Regions from separate parts of the Homo sapiens genome. Here region 2 is linked to region 1. The links are chromatin contacts, found by Hi-C or POLR2A ChIA-PET in ENCODE. All regions are on one chromosome and are shown on one strand. The core of a region is the stretch at or near the end of the contact, and the rest is flanking DNA. Distances in the headings are between cores, read along the strand shown. Region 1 overlaps MBNL1 (muscleblind like splicing regulator 1). Region 2 overlaps MBNL1 (muscleblind like splicing regulator 1).

Region 1 (5,261 bases), core at 1,406-3,905:
GAATAAGGGCTCTCATGGGTACATTGATGTTGTGGATCTGTTATCCCCGCTTTTTCCTTGAAATATTTTCTTTTTGTGAACAAGTTGTTTAGAAATAACCCTGTGATTATGCAGGTGTTGCTGGTCTTGAGACCCTGTCCAGGATTATATGCCCAAGGGAACAAAGGACAGTAGCTTTTTATGCCATCCATTGCACTTGAGTGCCCTTTTCCCCAGTGTATATGAAATGAACTATTTGGAAAATGGATAATTTAAAAATAGAAGTATCAGTTAACTAACAGTCAGATAACATTAGCAGTTATCTTGAAGTCACTGGCAAAAACAGAGTTTAAAAAAACTCTGGAAAAGGTTGTGGTTGATTGGTAAATGAGAATGTGTATTAGTATATGTAAACCAACCTGTGGTCTTCAGAGTAGCCATCATTAGAATCATCTGGGGAGCCTTTAAAATACACTTATGCCTGGGACCCAGCCAAAACTATCTAAATAAGAATTTCTGGGAGTGGAGGCTGGATGTAGGAATTTTTTATTTATAATATACAGTCATGGTCAAGGACCAGTGACTAAGCTTTACAGTATTGTCAAGTGATGTGATAGCTGGACACCCAGAAATGCCCTTCTGTCTCTTATTCATTCTACAAACATTTATTTGAAATGCTTAGGTTGCCAAAATATATAATTCCTAATCAAGAACAGTAGACAGACTTGTAGAAATTATCTATAATATAGCTTGGGAGGTGCTGAATTCACTACTGTGAGTTTATTCTACTTGGCAAGAAAAGAAGGGAGGGAAAGTGAAAGAAAACTTCTTTAGTAAGTGACATTTGAAAAGGGTCACTTCTCATAATCAAATTTAACCTATTAAAATGATTTACTTTTAATATCAACTCCTTTTAAAAACAGATGCCCAGTTTCTTAATGGTAAGTGAAATGAACATGAGTTGATTCTTACTTTGGCCTGAGGAAAGCTTTGTCACAGCTACTCTAGGAGCTACTGTTTCTTGAACACAATTTCCCAAGTGAAGGTACGGCTTGGGCAGGGAGTTTTGAGTACCTGCATAAGGTCATGTAGCTAGCGGGTGAGAGAGCTGCAATGAACACAGGTCTCATTGGTTCCTGGATATGTGTTCTTTCATTGCACTAAACTATACTATAGTCCAGTGAAAGAGGCTTCGTTTGGGTTAATTCATTAAAGGAGATTTGCGGCTGGACGTGGTGGCTCACGCCTGTAATCCCAGCACTTTGGGAGGCTGAGGTGGGCAGATCACGAGGTCAAGAGATCGAGACCATCCTGGCTAACACATCCTGGTGAAACCCCGTCTCTACTAAAAATACAAAAAAAATCAGCCGTGTGTTGTGGCAGGCACCTGTAGTCCCACCTACTCGGGAGGCTGAGGCAGGAGAATGGCGTGAACCTGGGAGGCAGAGCTTGCAGTGAGCCGAGATCGCGCCACTGCACTCCAGCCTGGGTGACAGAGCAAGACTCTGTCTCAAAAAAAAAAAAAAAAAGATTTACTAGAGGCTTTGTTGGGTTAGTTCATTAAAGGAGGTTTTAACTTGATGGTGAGCTGGCAAACTCTGACAAAGGAAATGTTGAAGGAACAGGAGAAAAGGATGCTTTCAAGCATCTCTGGAGAAATTGACCTGAGTGATGGGAACCAGGGGTTGCAAGGTAAAGAACGTGCTAGGAGAGTGAGAGCAGCCTGGTCATTTTCCTTTTCTGAGTACCAGACCATAATTGAGGCCCCTGTATATATTCCCCCATTTAATATTCACGTTATCCCTAGCCTGGTATTCTTATCCTCATTTTCATAGAAGAGGAGGTTACAATTCAATGAGGTTTAATAATTAACCCAAAGTCTCACTGTTCATAAATATCAAAGTTGGGATTTGAACAAGCAACTTTCTGATTTCACTTCATGTGATTTTTAACCATTGAGCTGGGACTGTATTGCTCTTTCCATGTCAACTCCTGGGACTGTTTCTCTGTGCTTGTCTCTAAGGCTTGTGTATATGAGAAGCTTACAAGCTTAGGATACAGATACCTCTAACAGGTGACCATATTGTTTACTTAGGTGGGAGCAGAGCCACAAATTTGTACTTGGATAACAGTAGTAAGCAGTTAACTGAGAAAAGGAGGAAATGGTAGAAGACTAGAGGAGAGAAAAATATATTTGAATGAAGAAAAAAATGGGGCTATAGTATGTCAGTTTATGGACCCTGAAAGAGATGCAAAAGGAATGTTTGAGAGCTGTTTTATTGGACAGAATATCCTATATTCTGAAATATAGTCAGGACTCATTCACTTGGTAAACACTTATGGGGTTTTCTTGGCCTGATATAGACTGTGGGCATGAGCCTCCTTCTGGAGGCTGTCACCAGGGAAGGAAGATGTGTAAACAGTGCCCAGTATTAGGAGAGGAACATGTACAAAATACAAAGGAAGATACAACAACTATTTCTAATAAAAGCCACCTGTTTTCAGCACAGGTAGAGAGTGTAGAAATCACAGATATATTCCTTTACTCACTTAATGCACCCGAGCAGAGTGTTTAGCAGATCCAGGCTTTCAGCCTAAATGTTGTTGGTGTGATAGCAAGAAAAAAAAAAAAATCGTGTGACAACCTTCTGTGCTTTCCCCTCTCACGTTCACATTCTGGTTTGTTAAAAAAAAAACTGTGTTGCCATGGCTGACGCTCCTGTGAGGCCCAACATCTCCATACTTTTCATCTTAACTAAGCACTTAAGAATATGCACTACAGCTTCTGATTGCCATTTAGAACAGAGCACCTTGTGATGACTAAGCTCTTTCAAGTATCTATGCTTAACGTGATGGCTTCAATACCCTTTTGCTATATAGACTCATCTGTAGATACTTGGTACAAGTTCCATAGTTTATAGTTGTCATCTATTTTTATTTGTATGTTTATTGTTAATATGGATCTTTTTCTGAAAAACTATTCAAGGATACTAGACACATACTGTATATGAAATGATTCTAAAAATTCTGAGACTTTTCTATTTTATTCTCAGTGGTAATTTTTAGGTAGTTTGTTGAGTGTTACTTTAGCTATTTGGGGAACTGCCCTAGAAAACCAGTGGAATTCTCTAGGTATGGGGGTGGAGTGCAGAGGAGGAGACAGGCTCAGATAACCTGTGTTGTGATACTGCTTTTTTTTGCCTCAAGAGATTTTCTTTACCCTTACTGCTTATGCTGTTGCAGTCCATCCAATAGAAACATGTTCTGGGCTCATGAGCCAATTTGTCTTTCCCCTCGCTGCTGCCTCAAGTCTGGGAGAGCTGATGGCAGTGCACAATTTTAGCAAATGGTCATAGGCAGGGGGGTGGGGCAGGGAGGGGAGTGTTTTCTCCATGGGGACAGAGCCAGTGTCATTGAGCACATTTTGTTCAAGTACAAAGTTGATCTGTCTGAAGGAGACTGTGGTCAGCAGTGGTGAGAACCTTTATTGCCTCACCTTTTCTTCGTGCTCTGTCATTGTTTATGTGAAGCAGTAGCATTTAATGGCTGGACTTGAGGCAGAATTTGTGAGGTCAGAAATTGACAGTATTTGTTTTTCAGTTAGGGAATCTCACAGATTTAGAAAGGAGTGCCAATGAAAAATTGGGAAAAAGAAAGGGTCTTTGTATTTGGCAAAGACAATGCAGAGCAGTGTAATATATACTAATTTCTGCATGTAAATGGCAGCCAAAATTTTACACATCTGCTACAGTTTAGAAAATTATTTAAGCACTAATTATATGCATAATATATGCTGTCCCATCTAGAAGGCTGAGTAGACTTCAATGGAAGAGTTACAGTGGAAATATTGACATAGGTTGTTGGAAACATATTACATAATATTATACTTTGAAATTTATCATGACTGAATAAGTGTTATCACTTTAGAGATACTTTACTTTATTTGTAGGGATATGTGGGATCTAGCAGGTACAAATACAACAAATGCCTCATATAAATACTAAGTAATGATGTTATTATTCTCAAGCTGACTTAACCAAAATGTTTTTCCTCTCTGATTTCCTTTAGTTACTTTTATATTTCTCAATAAAGACTTGCCCCTTAAAACATACCATCCTATATTACTGTCTAACTTTATATCTTTAATTTTATGTGTTTGTATGTATGTTTACATATATATGTATGTATATATACACACACAAAGATATATAACTTTTTCATTATATAATAGTTTTTAAATTATTTTATATCTAAATATAATATATAACTATATATAATTAATTTTTCATTATTTGTGTTATATCCAAATTGAAGAGGCATGTCAGTGAAATATATAGATAATCCAAGAACCTCTTGCTTCACTAGGTTTCTTATTGAAGTAGATAATATGAAGCAATATTTTAACTTCTTTGGTGTTCCATTTCTTAAAAATATTGTTGATACTGTAAGACAGGTTCCTCTGAGGAAAAAAAAATGACAAGTAAATTGAAATTTACAAAAGCATCTAAATTTTTCCCATTACACTTTGGAAATGCTATGTGGATTAGTCTTCTCCAAATTCAGTTGCTTACATTATGAAATATCTTCTCCTTTGCAGAACTCAAAAGGGTTGAAGACTTCCATTTGGTTCTGACCTAGAGTCATCTGTTTCTAGTATTAGCAGTCAATGATTAAACAAAAGCAAAACAACTTACAGATGATCAAGTGGGATACACTTGGTACAAATACATATCCCTACAGTAATGATTAGGAGCACCTAGTTTGTAGTTAAACTGCCTGGGTTCAGTCACTTGTTTTGTCGTACTTAAGTATTCAGAAAAACTGAAATGTTACAAACAACCCTTCCCAGTAATACTGAGAGAGGATTAAGGGAATTAACATTGGTAAAGTTTTGAAAACAGTACCTGGAATATAGGAAGCACTATGTAAGTTTTATTATTCCTGTGTTATAATAAAAATATACCTTTTGGTTTTTAGTCAGTACTTCCTGAAGGGAAGGAGAGATTTAAAGTTGGAGCATTTTTGCTTTGTAAATGTACTAGGAACTAGTCTTAAACTATGTTTAAGCAGTCTGTAAAGAACTGCTTAAATAAGTCTTTCAAGAGATTGTTAGAAGAAAAATTGGATGCATTTGACTTAAGAAGTTTACCTCTGTTTTATCCCCAGGAAAGCTCTAGAAATTTAATAGAGACAGTCATACTGTAAATCCACCTAGTAATGGTACAATGATAAATTGGATAAATATTTATAACACATTTTGTGTTTCTCCACTGAAAGGCATG
Region 2 (5,347 bases), core at 395-2,894, 40 kb after region 1:
ATGTTTTTCTGGAAATAGAACTTAAATGTTTTCAGTGAATATCTTCATTGTCAAATCTTGCCTTAGTATTTGTAAAGTAAAAGGCTCATGTTGAATCACATTATATGTGTAGCTAAATAGATCTTATTGTTTTAATGCAGGTTTGAAAACCATTTATCAAACAATATTTTTTTTCTTTTGTGACAGAGTCTTGCTCTGTTGCCCAGGCTGGAGTGCAGTGGCACGATCTTGGCTCACTGCGACCTCCACTTCCCAGGTTCAAGCAATTCTCGTGCCTCAGCCTCCTGAGTAGCTAGGATTACAGGCGCCTGCCACCATGCCCAGCTAATTTTTGTATTTTTAGTGGAGATGAGGTTTCACCATGTTGGCCAGGCTGGTCTCGAACTCCTGTCCTCAAGTGATCCACCCACCTCAGCCTCCCAAAGTACTGGGATTACCAGCTTGAGCCACCGCGCCCAGTCAGAAAATATTTTTATGTGTTGACCCAGTACATACACATATACCAATAAATCTGTACATTTATCTGCCAAAAATAATGAAAAATGCCTATAGTCATGGATATATTCTTGGAATATTACTTGTAATATGGAAATACTGGAAATTATCTAGATATCCTCCAAAAGAGTTACCTGTATTATGTACACTATTTGATGAAATTTGATGCAGCCATCAAAAGTATTCACTCTGGAAATTATTTAGCAAAATGAGAAATGCTTATGCTGCATTGTTGAGCATAAAAGATCACCAAATAATAGCTATACTATAATTACAATTATTTTTAAAAATGTGTGCATACATACAGAAGACTGGATGAGAAGAGAAAAATGAACCACAGTGTTGTTAGAATTTTCAGATTTAATTTTATATTCTGTTTCAAATTCTCTGTATGATAAATGTTATAATTTCTTATCCTGTTTTTAATTATGAGATTAAATTTGTGAAATGTTGTCAGTTATAATTTACTAATGTAATAGTATGTCTAAGAGATTTATTTTGGGTATCAGCATAGTCTAAAGTGTCCTTGAGTTTATCAGAGAAACCAGATCAAACTCATATTGAGCAACCAAGGGATAGATCCCATTTTATTGATGATGTCTATTAGGGAAAATGTGTTTTAGAAGGTTTGGGAAGTTCATGTTCCCATAGGTACCCCACTATTCAGATGCATATCTAATGCTTGGTAAATTTCCAGTCCCACTGGCCTGTAACTCTCACCAGTACAAGTTTTCACAAGAGATTTTCTCTTCCTTATTTTTTCACAAGCAAGAATAATGTGAGAGTAGCTATTACAGTATGTTTCTGTCCTATTTCTTAGGAGAAACCGTAAGCTGTAAAAAAAAATAAAAATATGAAAGAGTCAAACATGCATATTATGCAAAAGCAGTTGACTAAGTTTTTTTTAACCTCAGAAAAGGTTGGTTTTATGACACATTCTGAGCTAATTCTTAGTTATTAAGTCTGCTTAAATATTTTTAGAATTCTTTCTAAATGTTCCACAGGAGAGTAAAGAACATGAAATTATAATAAACCAATCCTTAACCTGTAGAAACCCCCCCCCCCACACACACACACATGCAAATACATACACACAGAACCTAAATAAATTCAAGTCTTCTTTCTTGTTAATGCGGCAAAGAGTAACCTAAATTGGAAAAGTAGAGTATTAGTTCCCTGCTGCCAATTCATTTTGAGCATATTCAAGAAAGCAGGAATTACTGAGGGAGCAAATAGCAGCTGAGAGAGATCACTTATAGACCTTCTGCAAGTTTCCTGTTTGGTGATGCCTACATTGACATAGACTTGCTTAAACAGAAAAGTAGCCCTTTCGTTTATGCAGTAGTATATATTTAGCATACACACACACACACACACACACAACTTTTTATCATTATTTAATGTAGGCACATCACTCTTCCTGAGTATAGTGATGAGCCTCACATACAATAAATTTTGATTAGGTACTGGGTACTGTTTTAGCAAGCTCCATAGCTGATGCTAATGTTCAGCCAGAGAGGAGGATAATTATTCTCGGTAACAGCTTGATCATTTTTTGCTTTTAAGTTATAAATCTTGGTAATACTTTTTTTCTTATGTTCAATAAGATAAATATGCTAATAAAAAACCAGAATCTTGAATAACTTTTTAAGTCATTTTTGTGATCTTAATAACTGAGTGTAGTGGTGAATGACACTGGCTCATTGTATGTATTTGGAACACAAAACTTTAGCTAGGTTGAGGTTTCCAAGTAGTGCAAGATATCATTTATAATGCTCTTTTTTAAGATGTAGCATGATACAGATTATAGTATCTCCTTCTTTAAGAAACACTTTCCTCAATAATAGGATATGAATATAATGTGGGAAAACACCCAGATTTAAATGCAATCATTGTATTTATACAAATCCAAGAAAACCTTTGCTTCCTAAGTCGTAGTAGGGTTACAGTTTTTCTTTCTTGCTTAACTTCAAAATAAAGTGCTTAGTATCTGCGTTTGCTATTTGTGAAAAGATACTTGAACAATTAAAAACTGTTTCCTTGAAGCTTGAAGTAAGAGCACGAAAATATTAAAAGGACATTCTGTGTTTTAGATGGCCCTCTTGTGGTAAAAGGGTCAAAGTATCCTGAATGAAGACTGCTTTTAAATAGTAAGAGTCAAAATTGCGCAGATGAATGAGAAATAATGTTCTCGCCTTTTCCCTAAGATCTCCGTGGCAAAATTAACAGAATTAGCAAATATAAAACAAACAGACATAACAAAACCAATCTTTTTTTACTGCTTTATATAGCTACCAAGTGAATCTCTAAAGATCAAAAAAATAACTCCTGGAAACATTTTCATAAAAAGCTATCAAATTTGATTTTGTATATTTTTCACTTGGAAATAATTTTATATTTACACGAAAGTTGCAAAAATGGACCCAAGAGTTTCTGTCTACGCTTTACTGATCTAAATATTAATATCTTACATAACTGTAGAATCCCTCTTAAGACCAGAAAAATTAACATAGATATGCTGCTGTTTAACCAATCTACAGACTTTAATCAAATTTTACCAATTGTCCTCCCAATATTCTTTCTGTGACTCCAGGATCCTCCAGCTTGTGATAATATCTCAGTCTGTCTTGCATGACCTTGACACTTTGGGAGAGTACTAGTCGGTTATTAGTAAAATATCTTTCCATTCACTTCATCTGATGTTTCATCTTGATTAAATTCAGGCAGTACTACCTCTACTGTGATTGTGTGCCCTTCTCATTGTATCATATCAATAGATACACAACATCATTATGTCTCATTATTGGTGATATTAATTTTGATCACTTGGTTAAAGTGATGTTTTCCATGTTTCTTTACTGTGAAGTTATTATTTTTCCCTTTGCAATTAATAAGTTTATCAACACCATTTCAGATTGTATTTTTACCATAATTAACATTATACATGCATTTTCTTATGGACATTTATACTGAAATGGAGTTATAATTTGTAACTAAACTAGGAAATGCTGAAGTTACTTGTTGCCTTGTTTGAAAATCATTTTCCCTTTTCATCTATAGCCTTCTGTCACCAGTCTTGCACTTTAAGTTAAAATCTTCAGAAAGCTTCTTCTTCTTCATGTTGACTAAACCTCATGTACTTAATGACCTCATAGGTATGTCGAGAGTACCAACGTGGCAATTGCAACCGAGGAGAAAATGATTGTCGGTTTGCTCATCCTGCTGACAGCACAATGATTGACACCAATGACAACACAGTCACTGTGTGTATGGATTACATCAAAGGGAGATGCTCTCGGGAAAAGTGCAAATACTTTCATCCCCCTGCACATTTGCAAGCCAAGATCAAGGCTGCCCAATACCAGGTCAACCAGGCTGCAGCTGCACAGGCTGCAGCCACCGCAGCTGCCATGGTGAGTAGAGATATCAGCTCTCTCCTTGTTAGCAGTCAGAAAAGCAAAGTGAGCAACTATATCTGACTACAAGCTATTCATTTAGTAACCTTTTTAAAAAAATTGCTGAAGATATGTTTGTTCAGGTATCCCAGACAATATATAAAGAAGTTACTTTCACAGAAGTGAGGGTAACTCCTCAAATGGTTCAGATTGCTCCTACTCTTGGCCTAACTCTTAATCTGTCTTATTGTGGATGTAGGGTTTCTGAAATCTCTGCTTTGTAAAGAACCACCTGTCTCCTTTTCAACTTAACGATATTGCCATTTTCAGTCTTCTTATTTCTGTGTGCCATCTAATCAGCCATTGTTTTCCTTTGGTGTGTTCTTTTGCACATCAAGGCTCTTCTTTACATATATCTTGCTTTTAACAATAACATGATCTGGAACTATTTAGGAGAATTGTTCAACAAAATTGTTCTTAGAATTAGCTACAGGATTTTGAGTAGTATACTATCTAGATTGTCTGAAATAATATTGTGGCATAAACATAATAGTAACACTAGAGAAGCTTGACTATGCCATTATATAGACAGGAGAGAGACAGCAGTACTCAAGGAGTTAGAAATTGGATCATTAAGAATAGCTACTAAACTATATTCTCAAGGTAAATTTTAATGTGATCTAGTAGCTGATTTTAATGAGCCCATTCTTTGTTCTTTGCTTACCTGTTTTAATGTTGTCATTTTTTTACATAAATATATGACTTAAATCAATGAAATACTCATTTTAAAAGTCACTGTGTAGTATTTCATAACACAGTGAAATAATCACGAGAGAGATCTTTTCTGTGTTTATGGATACTTGAGCAAAAATACAGAAGGCAGACTCTCTCCTCCTCTCTTCCTTTCACTCTTTTTTTTTTCTGTTAGAGTATCTTGTTTGTAATTAACTACAAAGAGGAGTTATCCTCCCAATAACAACTCAGTAGTGCCTTTATTGTGCATGCTTAGTCTTGTTATTCGTTGTATATGGCATTCCGATGATTTGTTTTTTTATTTGTTTTTTCTCACCTACCCAAAAATGCACTGCTGCCCCCATGATGCACCTCTGCTTGCTGTTTATGTTAATGCGCTTGAACCCCACTGGCCCATTGCCATCATGTGCTCGCTGCCTGCTAATTAAGACTCAGTCGGCTGTCAAATCACTGAAGCGACCCCTCGAGGCAACCTTTGACCTGGTACTATGACCTTTCACCTTTTAGCTTGGCATGTAGCTTTATTGTAGATACAAGTTTTTTTTTTAAATCAACTTTAAAATATATATCCTTTTTTCTGTTATAGAGTTGTAAAGTACAATGAAAAAACTGAGTGTGGTTTCCTGACAAAATTAGTAGAAAGACTATAATCTAAGTACATAGATGGATATCATACAATAAAAGATTCTGAAAGCCCAGCAGCC

Evidence for each region. A loop is a pair of places that touch in the nucleus more often than their neighbours do. ChIA-PET counts read pairs that join two places held with the same protein, here RNA polymerase II (POLR2A). Pooled maps may share reads with other maps.
Region 2: a loop to region 1 is called in a map of heart left ventricle, with 2.5 times the contacts of the local background. The contact joins two enhancer-like sites. A Hi-C loop is called at or near these places in 7 of 168 maps with a recorded cell type or tissue (B cell, CD4-positive, alpha-beta T cell, CD8-positive, alpha-beta T cell and 4 more) and 8 of 50 pooled maps. POLR2A ChIA-PET finds 5 or more read pairs at or near these places in 10 of 52 experiments (BJ, CD4-positive, alpha-beta memory T cell, MCF 10A and 7 more).

What each region holds. Positions count from the first base shown.
Region 1 is chr3:152,400,541-152,405,801 of GRCh38, forward strand. All of the region lies in intron 2 of MBNL1 (muscleblind like splicing regulator 1), which reads left to right. Among named protein-coding and RNA genes, the nearest start is that of MBNL1-AS1, 130 kb to the left of the region's middle. Within about 2 kb of position 2,656, at least 20 of the 41 ENCODE cell types and tissues checked have a DNase peak (open chromatin) inside an H3K27ac peak, as active enhancers do; they include natural killer cell, where a contact is called at or near this core.
Region 2 is chr3:152,441,632-152,446,978 of GRCh38, forward strand. It overlaps MBNL1 (muscleblind like splicing regulator 1), which reads left to right. Exons shown (of 10, transcript NM_021038.5): 5 at 3,651-3,908. Among named protein-coding and RNA genes, the nearest start is that of MBNL1-AS1, 170 kb to the left of the region's middle. Within about 2 kb of position 1,645, at least 5 of the 41 ENCODE cell types and tissues checked have a DNase peak (open chromatin) inside an H3K27ac peak, as active enhancers do; they include natural killer cell, where a contact is called at or near this core.